2 separate regions of the Homo sapiens genome follow, and region 1 is linked to region 2. The links are chromatin contacts, found by Hi-C or POLR2A ChIA-PET in ENCODE. All regions are on one chromosome and are shown on one strand. The core of a region is the stretch at or near the end of the contact, and the rest is flanking DNA. Distances in the headings are between cores, read along the strand shown. Region 1 overlaps STX8 (syntaxin 8). Region 2 overlaps STX8 (syntaxin 8).

What was found. A loop is a pair of places that touch in the nucleus more often than their neighbours do. ChIA-PET counts read pairs that join two places held with the same protein, here RNA polymerase II (POLR2A). Pooled maps may share reads with other maps.
Region 1: a map of dorsolateral prefrontal cortex shows a loop between it and region 2 (2.3-fold over the local background). The contact joins two enhancer-like sites. A Hi-C loop is called at or near these places in 2 of 168 maps with a recorded cell type or tissue (both dorsolateral prefrontal cortex) and 3 of 50 pooled maps. POLR2A ChIA-PET finds 5 or more read pairs at or near these places in 1 of 52 experiments (activated CD4-positive, alpha-beta T cell).

The regions. Positions count from the first base shown.
Region 1 is chr17:9,468,691-9,472,548 of GRCh38, reverse strand. The region is part of intron 6 of STX8 (syntaxin 8); the gene reads left to right. Among named protein-coding and RNA genes, the nearest start is that of STX8, 110 kb to the left of the region's middle. Within about 2 kb of position 2,193, at least 3 of the 41 ENCODE cell types and tissues checked have a DNase peak (open chromatin) inside an H3K27ac peak, as active enhancers do.
Region 2 is chr17:9,258,087-9,261,953 of GRCh38, reverse strand. The region is part of intron 7 of STX8 (syntaxin 8); the gene reads left to right. Among named protein-coding and RNA genes, the nearest start is that of NTN1, 240 kb to the right of the region's middle. RefSeq lists an enhancer at 3,411-3,867. Within about 2 kb of position 2,398, at least 4 of the 41 ENCODE cell types and tissues checked have a DNase peak (open chromatin) inside an H3K27ac peak, as active enhancers do.

The sequences.
Region 1 (3,858 bases), core at 944-3,443, 210 kb before region 2:
GAAGCTCTACCTCTTGCCACTTTGGCCCTAGTCATACTGTTTCTCCTCCTCAGTGCCTCTGCAGGAAGGGGAATCTTGGTCTCTCCTTGGAGGCTACGGTGGGGGTCCCCAAGACAACCTCCAGGTTTAGTGGTTTGCTAGGAGGACTCAAAGGATTCAGCTTATACTCACCTACCCACTAAAATGTACTTAAAACCCCCAAGTGAATACTAGCAGTACTCTCGCATTTACTCATGGACGTGGATAAAGTGGCAAAAGGTTTGACTCACCCCACAAGCACATTCCCAGCCGAGGTTGAACAAGGTGATGCCCTGCCTTTTGTTTCGGCCTCAGAGAGGGATGACCAGTGGACACTCTGGCTCTGGGGCCAGACAGACAGGCTTAAATCCCACCTCTGGCTCCTCTTAGTGGAGCAGCCTCAGGCAAGTTATGTAACACTTCAGAACTTTGTTTTTTCTTTTGAAAAAAAAAAAAAAAAGGAATCTACCAGGATGAGTTGTTTTTAGGATTTAATATTATGATCTGTGTGGGGTATGTACAGATAGAGGTACATGTCTCCCTCAGGAACATCAGTTGAGTATTTGCTAATTCAGTGTTCATGGTGACTTTATGGAACATAATTACTGTGAATAGCGGGAATGGACTGTAGTTATCCTCATGATTATGATTTATCATAGCAAAAGGATACAAAGCAAAATCAGCAAAGGGAAAAGGCTCCTGGTTGAAGTGCTGGGGAAACCAGGTGCAAGATTCCAAGCATCCTCTCCCAGTGGAATCCCACAGGGTGCACAGAATTACCCCAACGATGAGTTGTGACAGCACGTGCGACATATTACCAACCAGGAAGGCTCATTAGAGACTCAGTGCCCGGGGTTTTTTGAGGGTCTTGGTCACATAGGCACCCTGTCTGGCATGTACCCACATCCCAGACTCCCAGAAGGAAACCAGGTGTTAATGAAACAGAGCATTGATACAGCTTAGGCACAGATTGCCACTCTTACCAGTTAATGGCGGGTCCTTCCCAAAATCCAAGCTCCAGGATGCCAGCCAGGGAAGGGCCAACCTTGGCAGCAGTGCCTTGTTAAGAAAAGCAGTTAGGGCCGGGCGCGGTGGCTCATGCCTGTAATCCCAGCACTTTGGGAGGCCGAGGTAGGTGGATCATGAGGTCAGGAGTTCGAGACCAGCCTGGCCAAGATAGTGAAACCCTGTCTCTAATAAAAAATATAAAAATTAGCTGGGTGTGATGGCGGGCGCCTGTAATCCCAGCTACTCGGGAAGCTGAGGCAGGAGAATTGCTTGAACCCGGGAGGCGGAGGTTGCAGTGAGCCAAGATCATGCCACTGCATTCCAGCCTAGGCGACAGAGTGAGACTGTCTCAAAAAAAAAAAAAAAAAAAAGCAGGGTGCGGTGGCTCACGCCCCGGGAGGCGGAGGTTGCAGTGAGCCAAGATCACGCCACTGCATTCCAGCCTAGGTGACAGAGTAAGACTCTGTCAAAAAAAAAAAAAAAAAAAAAAAGCAGGATGCAGTGGCTCACGCCTGTAATCCCAGCACTTTGGGAGGCCGAGGCAGGTGGATCACGAGGTCAGGAGATTGAGACCATCCTGGCTAACACAGTGAAACCCCATCTCTACTAAAAAAAAAAAATACAAAAAATTAGCCAGGCATGGTGGCGGGCACCTGTAGTCCCAGCTACTCAGGAGGCTGAGGCAGGAGAATGGTGTGAACCTGGGAGGCGGAGCTTGCAGTGAGCCGAGATTGTGCCACTGCACTCCAGCCTGGGAGACAGAGTGAGACTCTGTCTCAAAAAAAGAAAAAAGAAAAAAGCAGTTAGGCCTGCTGTGTTAGCTTTTTCTGCATAGAGGCCTACACCAAATATGACTTATTTATCATGTTACTTTTCCTGTTTGGAGAATCAATGAAAGAATGAGAATGCTTAATTCCTGAGAAAAGTAGATGCATGCTCTTTAGAAGGAAAAAGATACAGAAAGAAGGTGAAAGCCGCTTAAGACAAATTGTAGCTCTTCACAGTTTCATTCATTATTGAAGATCTTTAGCTGAGCTTGGCTTATCCTCAGAGTTCTCTGAGAATGTGCTTCTCAAAGTGGAAATTGTTTAGCATATGGGGTGGTGAAAAGGACTGAAGAACTTTGGTAATAAAAACCAAAGCAGCAGGAAGGAAGTGGTCTGATTAGAACCAAGTGCTTGAGCAGGGAAAGACAGCGTAAGAAAGAGACTGAAGCTGCTGAGTAGTTGTTTCAAGTAATTTCAAATCCTTAAAGGAGCTTGAACTGGAAGGTAATGTGGTCTCAACGGTTTATTCTGGGAAGAGACACGACATTCTCTTTCCATCTAGACAGTCCTGCCAGGAGGGTGAAATCTTTGAGAAAGCATTTTGAATGCAGTGATAAGGACTCTTTATTATTTTTGTTGTTGTTTTTATTTTAACCATTTCAAACAGTAGTTGGGGAACTGAATTGACATCAAAGGTAGAACAGTTCTGTCAACCAATTTGGTTAGTTTGAAATCCACAAGCACAATTAAAAAAAATTTATTATGTCCTGAGGAATTAACAGCTAGTGGTTTAGAGTATGTTTCAGTGATAAGCGTTTTGTATCTATGAACAGGTGAATTTAGGAGACCCTCCAAGGTGTTTCTGTACTCCCTTGGGTCATTTGAACAGGATAATTTGAGGTCCTGTGTCCAAGAGTGACCCTCCTCTCTGCTTCTGGATTCACTCCTAGCTCGTGTAGGATTCATGTTGCTAAACTCATTCCAAACTTGGCCATCTCTAGGGGTGACGATAAGGTGAAGACTCATTTTACCATTTTCTTTTGTCAGCCAATCAAAGAGCCCAAGAGTAGCCATTTTTTGTTTTGCTTTGTTTTATAAACAGGATTTTCTCTGGTACTTTTTTCTTGCCAGAAATGGACAGAGAGCTTTAGGAAGAAGAACTGGTTGTGTTTATGGGAGATATATTTAGGATGGGCTCACGGAGAGTTTGTCCTTGAAGCAACGACTTGGGATGTACATTAATAAGGTGATCCTATTTCTTCTTAATCTTTTATCACTTATGAACATGTAACTGACTAATACCACTGTAATCAGGCCTCAGTTTTCTATGGAAAGGAAGAGAAAGAGACATGGAACATCTTTAGGGGTAGATGTGTGTGTGTGTGTGTGTGTATGAGAGAGAGAGATGAAACAGACTGATGAGAGACAGACATGAACTTAGACTTAGATTTGAATGGGAATATATCTAATGAGCTGGCTTTAAAGTGGGTCAGGACAGCACTCACCTTGCTCAAAGGAGATTGGAGGCTGACCACGTAGCTCAGTGTGCCTCCCTGAGAGTTCTTCTGTGCTCCTTTATCTGATTGGAACCACGCAAATGACCACCTTGGCTGAGCTGCCCAGCCTTCTCCTAGGTTGAGCTTTAACCATCTGTTGGAGGAGGAAAATTCCCAAGATAACAATGAAAGCAATTTTTCTAACCATCTGGCTTAACCTGTACCACTTCCCTTGAAAATTGAATTTCTTTTTCTTCTCCATAGAGGCATTGAGGCACGGGTTGGATTCTCTGGGGAGCAGCCTCGGAGGGGCTTTTGTATGCGGGATGCGTATGAGGAGCACTGATGGGATCAACATTTGTGGGAGGGAGCTGGGCAGCAGGATTAGCAGAGGGAGCGGCTGGCTTTGACGACAGCCCCCTGGGAAGCCCGGGTGCCGAAATGGCCTTCAGGATTGTCCCACGTTGAATTCACATTGCTGGGCTTATATGCCCCAGCCTTGATCAGTCATTGGATGGGGAACACCCTGGGAAGGCCGGGTCCTTGGGCAGGGCAGCTCTATGCCCTTG
Region 2 (3,867 bases), core at 1,149-3,648:
GCAGGAATCTTCCGACAGTCAAGAGGGAATTGTCAAAACAAGATATCCGTAACAGAGTTCCTGACTGTCTTTTCAAAGACACTTGAATTTCTGCCAGACTCCAGACAGATTCACATTCCCAGGGGTAACACACAGCACAATGAAGGGATATTTCTTAGCAAATATTGACGTGCCAGAGAATTGGCATTAAATTATTGGCTTGACAACTCCTAACCTGCTGCTCTTGGTGGCTGATATGAAGGATTATCTATTTACAATTGAATTCTGCCCTTGACTTGTGGCAGTTGCTGAGCTGAGCTTATTTCAGGGAAGGGAAATGAATAACACCTTAAGAACACAGATGGGGCCTACAAACTATTCAGCACTTTCTGTGCAGGAAGCGACAATAGCGGCAGAGTTTTTACACACTCCCTCTAAGGAACGGCTATCATCTGCAGAGTTTCGTGTTTGTGTTGGGCGTGGGTAGAGATAGGGTTGATTTTTCTGCCTTTCTCATGAGACCCGCAGACCCAGGAAGAGCCAGGTATACGTCTTTGCACCCATTGGACCCGACACACAGTAGGCACTCAACAGATAAGAGATCAGTTCTAGTGTGGGTGAGTCTAAGTCTCTTGGGTAAATCTTACCAGGGCAGTGCTGCTATTCAGCACTGGGACAGCCTCACCAGCCACTCTGACCTGACTCGCCCTGGCCGGGCCGTGAGGTCTCACATGCGGTCTCCACTGACCAAGCGGCGGCCTCACCAGAGTCCTGTGGCCGTGACTGCTGCTCCACGGCCACCTGACGCCCAGCCAGGTGCTCATGCCTGGATCCTAGACCCCAGATCCCAGGAACCTGCCTTTCACTAGGCTGCCGTCCAGCTCTCTGCCCCGTCACCTGCAGTCTTCATTCCTTTTAATTTCCTGCTTCTAGACCAGTCCTTTTTTTCTCTCATCCCAACCCCCACCCCTTCCAGGCCACCTTCTCCTGATTCTCTTGCTCCCTCTGGCCCCCAGATGTCTCTCTTCACACCGTTCTCTTTTCCGACAGTTGCTGCCTTCTTTCCAGTTGATTCTTTCCACGTTTCTGTGTTCCTGCAGAGCAGTGCCTCATCAGCCCGGTGCTGGGCACCAGCTCAGGCTGGGAGTGAATTCTCTCCAGGTAGGGGCCTGGCCTTCTGGGGAGAGGGCTGAGTTTCCAGGGTGAGGAGGGTGCCAGGTGCCTCTCTCTTCCCAGTGTTGCCTCAGCACAAACCCACCCAGGCACATGGGGGACACTGGCCTGGCCACTCTAAAGAGCCACCCCAAAAGACCACAGTTGTTTGTTTGTTTGTTTGTTTGTTTGTTTTTCTGAGACGGAGTCTCACTCTGTTGCCCAGGCTAGAGTGCAGTGGCACGATCTCGGCTCACTGCAACCTCCGCCTCCCGAGTTGAAGCAATTTTCCTGCCTCAGCCTCCTGAGTAGGTGGGATTACAGGCGTGCACCACCACGCCTGGCTAATTTTTGTATTTTTAGTAGAGACAGGGTTTCACCATGTTGGCCCGGCTGGTCTCAAACTCCCGGCCTCAGGGGATCCGCCCGCCTTGGCCTCCCAAATTGCTGGGATTACAGGTGTGAGCCACCGCGCCCGGCCTTCTTGACTTTTCTTTTAAGAGACAGGGTCTCACTCTGTCACCCAGGCTGAGGTGCAGTGGTGCAATCACAGCTCACTGCAGCCTCGAACTCCTGGGCTCCAGCAGTCCTCCCACCACAGCCTCCCGAGTAGCTGGGATTACAGCCACACATCACCACAGCCAGCTAATTTAAAAATACTCTTTGTAGAGGTGGGATCTCGCATTGTTGCCCAGGCTTTATTCTTGACTTCTGTTCTTGTGACACTACTACTATTAATATTATTCTTTTTCTTTTTTAAAATTTAAATTAGAGACAGGTTTCCACCATGTTGCCCGGGCTAGTCTTGAACTCCTGGGCTCATGCAATCCACCCGCCGTGACCTCCCAAAGTGCTGGGATTACAGGCGTTAGCCACCATGCCCGGACACTATGACTATTATTTTCATCGTCATTATTATTATTGTTATTTATGCAGCATGGCCAGACGCACAGGCTCCCCTAGGGGCCCCTGGGTTCCTCTCCACCTTTTCTCCCGCGTAGCTGAATGTGTTATAAAGTCGGGTGCTCCTTGTGGTTTGCTTTAACCTTCTCCTCCTCCTGCCTGTGACCCCGTCCTGTGACCCCTGCTCTGACCTCCACTTCCTCACTGGCTTTTAAAAAGTCTGGGCCTTTCACAGTTCCTCTCACCTGGTGTCCACTTGGCTGTGTTCTGCCTGCCTGCTGACCGCCGCCAGCATTCCGCCCAGCACAGCTGCCCTTCCTGTAGCTAATAACTGACACAGAGGCTGCCAGACATTCCACCCTGAACTTCCAACCTTTCCCGGACGCCCTCATCACCGCCGGGCCTCGGAGAGAATTGCTCCCTCTGTTTCTACACTAAATGCCACCCAGGTGTTCCTCTGTTTTTGCTACTCTTCCTTCTCTTTTGGAGAGAGTGACATTTGATTTCTGTTGTTAAGCTGAGAGACTGGCTCTGTTGCAGGACATTTACGGAGCACCTGCGACCACTAGGCACCCGTTTCAGGCAGGGTGTAATTATTACGAGGAGTAATAATTATTGTTGGGAGAGTTACCATTTATTGAGTGCCAGTTATGTTCTAGAAGTTTCATGTACTGTATCTTCCGAAATCCTCACAACAAGCCTGTGAAGTCAGGATTTTTCAGTCTTGTTTCAGAGATGGTAGAACTGAGCTCCAGAGTTAAACTTTCCCAACGTGTCATAGTATACCAGTGGCAGATTAGAAGTCAGGTCTTCTTGACTGTAAAATCAGTACCCCTTCCACCGCACCAGACTGCATTGATCTGTTTTTGGAGATTCTATGGCCTGAGGAAGGAATTATTAATAAAAAAAGAACCAAAGGTGGAAGGGAGTCATTTAAGAGCAATGGCCTTGCTGCAGATACCCTCGGATTCCAGGACAAGCTGGCTGTGTACGGGCTGAGCAGTCTTCATGGAGGACATGAAATACAGAGGATGAGCCTTCAAGGCTTCGGCCCTGCCCTGGGGCGGGTGGAAAATGGGCTGAGGCTACACTCAGAGGGGAGCGGGCAGAGACTCCATTGATGAGTCAGATGCAACCCCCTGGAGCCACAGAGGAAGCCTGGCCCACAATACAGAGAAAGAAAAACCTGCAGAGTTGAGTTGGATGCCAGGCTAAGAACAAAACAAACTCAGAAAACCAGAGATGACTTTTGCCCAGTGTTTTAATGAAAGCATTATTCGGCGGAAATTAAAATGTAGAACTGTGGGGTAAGATAGATTCAAGAGGGGTGTGATCAGAGGCAGGTAGGTCCTCCTCTCCACACCCCCAGTGCCTGGTTTCCCCTGGCGCAGCTGAGCAGCGGCTGTAGGAAGGCTGCTAGTGTCACACTCTGGGTCCCCCAGCAGAGCACACACAGCCCCTGGAGTGGGCAGGTCTGGGCAGAGACCTCAAGCATAGCCACCATTCTCCAGCCTCTCAATCTGGAAATCAGAATGTAAATACGCTCACCTTCTCTGCACGGCGTCTACTCTTTTCTTCGTGTATTTGCCCAGTCGTGGGATTAAAGGGAACATTTACATGAACTTTTGAAGATAAATATTCCAGTTTTGTCTCTTCTCCTGCTTATTCCCCACCTCAGCTCAGGAGTCTGCCGTGAAAAGTCTGTTTGAACAGTGAGACTGATCACTGGTTAATACATAAGCAAATGTCACCTATTGACAGGCACAACTGCCAAAAAAATAAAACAAACTTTAGGAATTGTCCCTAAGAAGTGTCCTCTGTTCATCTTTAAGT